Regions from separate parts of the Homo sapiens genome. Here region 1 is linked to region 2. The links are chromatin loops, found by intact Hi-C in ENCODE. Cell type or tissue: sigmoid colon. All regions are shown on one strand. Links, peaks and the distances in the headings refer to the core of each region. The heading gives the core; the rest is flanking DNA.

Evidence for each region. A loop is a pair of places that touch in the nucleus more often than their neighbours do. Peaks named below come from ENCODE experiments on the same cell type or tissue, not always from the same donor. Only the 100,000 strongest peaks of a DNase experiment are listed, where the experiment ranks them.
Region 1: it touches region 2 in a loop (4-fold over the local background); 6 of 110 quality-filtered maps call a loop at or near these places.

What each region holds. Positions count from the first base shown.
Region 1 is chr15:38,706,279-38,710,679 of GRCh38, forward strand. No RefSeq gene overlaps it. Among named protein-coding and RNA genes, the nearest start is that of LINC02694, 12 kb to the left of the region's middle. In sigmoid colon, for the core only: a CTCF peak has its summit at 1,709 (motif pointing right); no DNase peak of the experiment used is centred there; H3K27ac peaks cover 241 bases.
Region 2 is chr15:39,683,752-39,688,152 of GRCh38, forward strand. The region is part of intron 10 of FSIP1 (fibrous sheath interacting protein 1); the gene reads right to left. Among named protein-coding and RNA genes, the nearest start is that of FSIP1, 97 kb to the right of the region's middle. In sigmoid colon, for the core only: a CTCF peak has its summit at 2,430 (motif pointing right); no DNase peak of the experiment used is centred there.

The DNA.
Region 1 (4,401 bases), core at 208-4,207, 980 kb before region 2:
CCCATTATCCAAGACAAATTTCTTCCTGGGTTCAGAGTTTAGTTAACATTAAAATGATCCTGACTTTCATAGTTCATATAGAAAGGTTTTGGAAAGAAAGCAATCATGGATTATACGGCAATCTTTGTATTCTAGAGGGTGGGTTTCAGCATACCGCCTGCCCCAAGGTTACAAAAATTTGAGGATGTACAAGTCCCTAATAGAAAATGACATATTTTCATCTAGCTACACAATCCTCCCATATATTTTAAATTATCTCTAGATTACTTATAATACCTAATACAATGTAAATACTATGTGAACAGTTAACACTATATTGATTTTTTAATTTTAATATTGTATTGTTGTTCCTAATCATTTTTTTTGGAATATTTTTGATCTGCTGTTGGCTGAATCCTCAGATGTGAAACCCATGGATATGGAGGACTGACTATGTAAATTGGGCTATTTCTTCATTTGGCAATGATGTACCCAAAAGAGAACATTTTAACTGTAAACAAACTTTTGTAGTAAAAAATGCTTACCTTTGATGACCTGGAACTGAAGCCACACCTCTTGTAAGCAGTGAGAGACTGGCAAGGATTTGATTGTTTTCCTCTTTCAATAAGGTACAGCTGTGATCTTCCAGTGGCTTCCAATTGAGCCCACAGACTGATTGCAATTAGAATCACCTGGGGGAGAATTCCGACCCTGAAGTTTTTTGGTTTCCAGCCGTAGAGATTCTGTGGCAGAACTAGAAGAGCCTGGAAATCTATTTTCAAAAAGCTCCCCAAGGGATTCTGCATGAACCAACTTTGGAAACAATTGTTGCAGGGACTATATGATTGACAGGTAAAGATCTCGTCATTAGTGATACTGGATTAAGCTCTTACATGACCTCAGTTTCAAGGCTGTGCTCACTCAAGTTACTCACTGCTCATGTAGGGAGAAAAAGGATAGCTTGATGGGCAGAACCGAGTAGTGATCCCAAAGTCGATTGGGAACACTTGGTTGGTTCTACATGGGAGAAAATTTTCTGTGCTTATGACACATTATTGTTAAGGTGAGATTTGGGGAATTGGCATAAATCCTTTTTGCATATCTAGTACAACTTCCTGCAAGCAACAACTTATTGATTGCCTAGCTGTCCCCATTTATTGTTACCCAAAATACGTAATATTAAGTGATATTAGAAAAAAACCTTCTTGGTTGCCATTTTTCTACCTCCCTCATTTCACTTTTCCACGTTCCCTTTTTGTTTTTTAAAATATTTTTTCAACTTTTTAGATACAGGAGTCACATGTGCAGATTTGTTGCATGAGTATATTGCACCCAGGTTGTGACTAGAGTCCCTAGTAGGTAGTTTTTCAGCCCACGTCTCTCCCTCCCTCTCTGGTAATCCACAGTCTTTATTGTTCTAATGTTTATGTCCATCTTTTTTTTATAGTCTATAACCATAATTTATACTTTTATTTTAGTATTCAAGAAGTATTTTTGCATTTTTACAAAGGATTTTTTCAATTTCCCTTTGAAATCTGCATGTTCTTGCTAGCTTTTAGTGTACCTGGGTTTACGCCGCACTGGTGGAATCTAATACTTGGTACAAATCAACATCCTGGGGGTTGCTAGGAAGGCCACATGCACACTTTTAGGTATAGTTGATTGACACCAGCGATGGCTTGGTGTACTTTAATGGCCTGAAAGTCACTCTCAGCAAGTGCTCAGCTTTTGACGCTCAGTGTAACACCCAAGAATGACCAGGAGATGGTGTTGTGGATCAACTTTTCTCCCACATTGAGCCGTGCAGGTGGTTTTCAGAGAACCCAAGATGATGAGATACAGGCTAATAAACTCACATTTGCAAACTAAGTAAAATATTTGAAATAAAAAATTTAACTTTAGGGATAAAGGTTGATGAACTGACTTTGCACATTGCTCTAAAGCCATCAGATCTGAACTTGACACAGAGCTTGACCTTGGAGGAGGTGTAGTTTGTTGAATATTTACTGGCAACTTTCTGCTCTTAGTAAAGAGGTCAGAGAAAGCCCTTGAGGAAGATTGGAGAGCAGTCTGAGGCTTCCTGCCACCCTAAGAGCAGCACAGAGAAGTGATTACAATATAAATGGAATTCTAAGAAATGCATATATTTTATACCGTCCTTGGCTTAATCATGAAAATGTTAGGCAAAAGTTGCTATCTACAAAATTAGCATAAGGAGAATATCTGATGCCGAGGGTCACAGGATTTTGCCCAAGTCTTTTGTGATGGCTAAGCAGTTGGCTCCCTTTCCTAGGCATTCGGAGATAATGCTAACAGACTGTTGGGTTTTCCTCTTGTGTATTTATAACCTCTTGTGTTTGTAGTTAGAATGTGGCCTGCTGGAATGGATTTTCTTTCCTATTTGCATGTAAATAACACCACCATGACCCTGTAAATTTCCCACAAGCAGTTTTAGAAATACAGTGGTGTTATCCCAGAGGTGGGGGCCCCTGCATCATTCCTAAGAGTGTCTAAGTCAATTAACCCAGTTGGTTTGATTATGGGCCTAAGACATCCAAGGTCACAGTAACCATCTGTGGCAAGATCAGTAAAGTTAGAAGAGAGAAAGCCTATGTACTCCAGGCACCAAGAGGAATGTGCCGTAACACAGGCAAAGTATGTTACTGGTAACATGGAAAGTTATTGGTAACGTGGAAAAATTGCGTGGCTCAGCAGTATCCCTCAGTGTTTAACAGAGAAGGCACTTAATGATGTCATCCTCAACGGCAGAGCCATTTATGTTTATAGAGACCTTCCTAAGAATAAAGTTGTGTGAACTCATGGTTCCTGGCTCAGTTTTATTTATGTGACTCTTTATGACTTGTGTCTTTTAAGATTTTTCTCTTTTGTTTTGCTTTTTTTTTTTCATGACAATTATGAAGAAATGGAAAGATACCTTTGTTTATTGACGTAATCAGGGAAAGGTGTAAAATTCAGTGGTGATTCTCCCACTGGGGAGCCTCTACCAGCTGCAAAATTTTAGGAACTGTGGAAAACAGGTTTTTCACCATCCATGCATGCTTTCTATTGGTATTCCCTGTTAGCCGCTGCAATCCAGATGTGTACTTGAGATTTATTGTTGTTTACTTGGGAAGCAAAATCTCCCATGAAACAGGAAAAGGATCTTTCATATAAAGAATAAATATTTGTGTTCTAGATGGAGAAGCAAATGCTTTTCTGAGCCCAGTTTCTGGGGCTGGCTGGCTGAATGTCTGGTACACAATAATAGTTCACATTCATTGACTAAGGGACAGGCTCTGTGCTAAGCATGGTGCAAGTATCACTTTTGATTTTCATGAAACCTTGTGAAATAGGTACTGTTATTATCTGCTTTGCTTTTTGTTGGGGTTTCTTTTCTTTTTTTTTTTTTGTTTTTTTCCGACAGTCTCATTCTGTCACACCCAGGCTAGAGTCCAGTGGCACAATCTCGGCTCACTGCAAACTGCACCTCCCGGGTTCAAGCAATTCTCCTGCCTCAGCCTCCCAAGTAGCTGGGACTACAGGTATATGCCATGACGCCTCGCTAATTTTTGTATTTTTATTAGAGAGAGTTTCACCATGTTGGCCAGGCTGGTCTCGAACTCTCAACCTCAGGTGACCCACCCTTCTCAGCCTCCCAAAATGTTGGGATTACAGGCATGAGCCACTGCACCTGGTCATTATCTGCATTTTTAAGGATGAGGAAACAGACTCACAAAGATGGAGTAACTTTGGTGAGATTCCCTGGCTGGTACATGGCAGAGGCATGACTTAAATCCAGTTCCAAGAATGTGTTCTTAAATAGTGTGCTATTCTATTCAGCCTGTAGCTTTTTGGAGACAACCTAATTTCAATCTAATTCTTTTTTTTTTTCCAAACAGGATTACATATGTGTGATTCTGTAAGTGGGAAGTAGATCCAAATTTCTGTGTTCAAATATGCCCCTAAGCTCTTCAATAGGCTGCAGATACAAGGGGGGCTAAGAATCATGGGGCTAGTGTAGTTTTTTAGTAAGTCATGTGCATGTATATTTAACATCTCCTTGGAATGTAAGGCTACCTTTCCTTCATTGCTCTCAGCCTGGGACAGTGTCAAAAATTCCAGGCAGCAAAGTCTCATTCAACATCCTATTACAGTAGAATACTTCATTCATCTGAGTGCTCAAATGAAAGTTCTATGGTTAATAGGAAGTACCCTCCTTAAAGGGCATTTATGGATCTATCTACTGTTGAGCATATTCTCTGGGGTTTCATCCATTCAAAGTATCCTCTTTATTTTCTGTAGCAACACACTATTCTTGCAAAGGAAACTTCTTCCATGTTAATTACCAAGAAGATAAATTTTTCTTCATATCACTTGTATATGTAAACTTAAAATTAGATAAGTAAAAATTGGTTTTATTAA
Region 2 (4,401 bases), core at 91-4,090:
AAATTAACCATTTTTCTATATATACACTTCTTGTATACATAGAAACCAAAAGAAAAAACACACATATTAGAAACCAAGAAAAAATACCACTTACAGTGTTACAATTTATACTTAAGTACAGGTCTCAAAAAGCACATACAGGATCTACATGCTGAAGATGACAAAATGCTGCTGAAAGAAATGAAAGAAGACTAAATAAATACAGAGGCATACCATGTTGATGAATTGGACAATTCGGCATAATAAAGCCATCTGTTCTCACCAAACTTATCTATAAATTTATGCAATCCCAATAAAAATCCCAGCATGATTTTCTGTAGGTACAGACAAGCTGATTCTAAAATTTATATGAAAAGACAGAAGAACTGGAATAACCAAAACAATTTTGATAAAGGAAAAATAAGATTGGAAAAATCATATAAGCTGATTTTAAAATTTAATATAAAGCAACAGCAATAAAGACAGTGTGGTATTGGCAAAGGAACAGACACATGTGTGTCTGAAATTTTTCATCATAAACAATTTTTAAAAATAAAATTTAAAATAAACCAAATATAAGGAATCTGGAAAGGTCACTGAGGCACATGCGGAACATTATTAAAAGGCTGGAGAACAGACACTACAGCTGTGATTCCTGCCTGTCTCATTCGCTCACTCAAACTCAATGCTTGGCATAGAGCACATAGTCCATAAATAGCTGCTCAATGAATAAAAAGTGAATGACGCACCAAGGGAAATCTTACTCTTTTTCCTTAACCCTATAGAAGGAAATAGCACCAAGAATCCTAATGAATTGATCTCCTTAATTGAAAACCAAATAGAGAAAGCTGCTTTAAAAATAAATTTTATTTTAGAATGTCAAATCCTAAAATAGAATGTCTTTTCCTAAATACCCCAGCCTACACTGCTTTCTCTTTTATGAACTCCTCTAGTAAGTGGCCTTAACATTTCTTAATCAAATACAGTGTTAAACTGTCCTCCTGTGTGTGGTGCCTGGGCTTTACCATGTGGTGAGGATGGAAATAGCTGACTTGTATTGATGGAGTTCCTGCCATATATCCTGACACTGTTCTAAGTGCTTTCCACTCAACCCTGCAAAGCAAGTTATTAGTATCCCCTCTCCCAGATGAAGAAACTGGGGCATAGAGGGTCAAGTAACTTCTCCAAGGTCACACAGCTAGTCCAGGGCAGAGCAGGGACTCAAACACAGGCAATCTGGCTCCGTACTTGCCTCAGTACTGCCTCTTCTGAGGACCTTGAGAACCCAGACTCCTACAAATCACACTATTTTTGTGTATTTTTCTCAGCAATGTCCACCTAGGACAAGGTTGGGTATGCAGCACATACTTTAAAATCTAAATGACTGGTGTGCTATCTGGGCTGCATTTGCAAATTCCAAGAGCATCTTTAGGGAAAGTTTTTAGTTAAAGTTTGTGTTGTTCTGAAGAGCCCTCCTGAACTTTCTATAATGTTTTAGTTAATTCCACCATGAGGATTTCCATGACAAAAAAAAATTGTTCATGTGTGATAAAGATAAAATGTTAGTACTTACCAGATGTTAAGTTTTTAATGTAAATATTGCCCAAAATAGATACCAAAACAAGACTAGCAAAGTAAAAATCCTCCTGGGGAAAATTATTTTATATCTCAGTGAAAGTCCTTTCCTATAAATCCCCCCGCCATCCCCAACAAACACACATAGAAAGCCTTTGATGGCAAAGGAAACCTCAAAGATGTCTTGCACTGAGAAAACAAAACATACAACACCCTCCAGGAATTCTGGTCCTTCTTAAGATCTCTATCACTAATTGTTTTGGAAAACCTCAATACAAGTATATGTTTCAATTCTGGGTTACATGTAGTTTAAGGGTAAAGAAAAGAAATGACTGTAGTCAGCCATCCATTGCCATCTCTCTAATGAGGTATGTGCTTACTGAACACATCTCATCTGAAAAAAAAATTTTTATACAAAAGATGAGTTTTTCTATTGATCTTTTTTCTTCTACAGCATTCTACTAAAGAGAGATTAATCCCAAAACAACAAGAAAGGCCTTTAATGAAACCTCACAGCAGCTGGCCATCACCCAGGCTTTAGCTGTGTCCCACGATACACTCCAGACATTCTGCATGCTCTCTGTACATTACATGTCAGACCATTCCAATGGAATGGGAAACTATGATTACACTATAATTTTAACATTTAACCCAAGTTTTTGCTGACATAATTAGCTAAAAATATTAGCAAAAAGGGTAACAAGAGCTGTCCAGTTAACAAAACTAATTTCAAATAACAAATTTGGAGGATGATAATTTCAGTGACCACAAAGTAAAAGTAAAAACTTTATCCTATCAAGGACAGCAATAGGCTAACCGAATTCACCACCTATAAGGGGATTCTCTAGGAAACCCACCACGGGTACCCAATTTCCACTGGCAAGAAAGAGAACACAGACGTGATTATGTGACCACTAGGTGGCACCTTCACACTGCTTCATCTCAAAACCATATTTCCACCTCCACTATGGCCTTCCCAAAGTATTAGCAGTATAAAATTCAAACCCAGGTGCCTCACTTTAACAAAAAATAAATTTAAAAAATGAGAAAATACATTTTCAATTAAAAACTTTTCCCATTAATTTCTACATCTAAGGCTTTGGTGTATAATCACAGAAGAATATCTCACCAAACTGTCAATATAAATTGGTATTCTGACTTTATCGCCCCTTGGCAATGCATTGTTCCAGTATTACAATGTAGAACTGAGATAAATTTGTAGCTTCAACTATATGTGTAACTGAATTAAAATAATTTCAAAAGCCCTGTGAGCAAAGGCTGTGACTAACTGAAAAAACAAATGGTGGCCTCTAATACTTCTTGAGTCCCAGCCTATGACGGCAAGTGTCAAGTAATCCTGCAGACTGGGTAGAATGTATATCATTTCTTCATCCCTTTCAAATAAATATATTGAAGTTTTAAAAGATTTTTTAAAACAGGTCTAGATTATGACCTTGTAGGATCTACAAACAATTAGCAAATTCCTCAAGACTTGGGTGACATTATTAGATTCAAAGGGAAAGTCTGAGTAATGGGCATTTCCCTTATTTGGAATTATGTTTTATGTTTTGTTTGTTGTTGGCAGGAGAATGGGGCAGACAGTTCTGCCTACTTGTCTGTATCTATTTGCAAAATATCATCCCAGTTTCAGGTAGCTACAAATGGCTGGGTCCCAAGTAAACCTTTTAAATGTGAGGTTTCTCCTTGGCAATCTCAATCTCTCCTTTTCTCTCCAATCTGTGTCCTTCCCTGCTTTGCAGCCTCTTACTCAATAACACTCCTGCTTTTGACACCCAATGCCCTTTCACCTTTCTTTCTTTCTTTTCTTTTCCTTTTTTTTTTTTTTTTTTTTTTTTTTTTGAGACAGAGTTTTGCTCTTGTTGCCCAGGCTGGAGTGGGAGTGCAATAGCGTGATCTTGGCTCAGTGCAACCTCTGCCTCCTGGGTTCAAGCAATTCTCCTGCTTCAGCCTCCCAAGTAGCTAAGATTACAGGCATGTGCCACCACACCCAGCTAATTTTGTATTTTTAGTAGAAATGGGGTTTCACCATGTTGGCCAGGCTGGTCTCAAACTCCTGCCCTCAGGTGATCCACCCGCCTTGGCCTCCCAAAGTCTTGGGATTACAGGCGTGAGCCACCGCACCCAGCTTTCACCTTTCTAAACTGACTGAGGCAAGCGTCTAGAATCAGCCATTTCTATTCTAAGGTAAACATGAGCCAGTCACTTGCAGAGTTGGTCCCTACCTCCCATCTGGTTCCCTGGCACTTTGTATCCACCTCTTTTTCAGGCCTGAATACCTCACATTGTAACTCTCTGTCTACATGAGGGCCTCCTCTACCAAGCTAAAAGTTTGTCAAGAAAGAAGACCAGGTCTTAATCTGTATGCCCAAAACCTACCCATGGTGTTTGTAAACATTAAGCCCTTAATCAATGCTTGTTTAATGAATGTATCCTCTTGCCTTGCCTGATTTACATTTTAAGCCTCTTCTCTAACTGTGGAAAGACTTTACCTCTACCTAACACAGGAGTTCTTAATTTTAGAGTTCAAGAACACATTTTTATGTACATCTATATGAGCATTTTTCCAGGAAAGAGGTTCACAGCCTTAATGAGATTCTTAAAGGAATCTCTAACTCCCAAAATTTGGAACCAAACCAAGCCAAAGAACTTCAAGCACTAGGAATCAGAAGAGAGGCATATTATTAGGCTAAGGGGCCTGCCAAGCATCCATGGAACTATATTGGTAGGAAGCTACCAACTCTGCTTATAGGTAATCTCTCTGAATACAAAGTAGAAGTAGACAGACTAGTCACTGCTGACAAAATCAGACCAGTCGATGCAATCGTA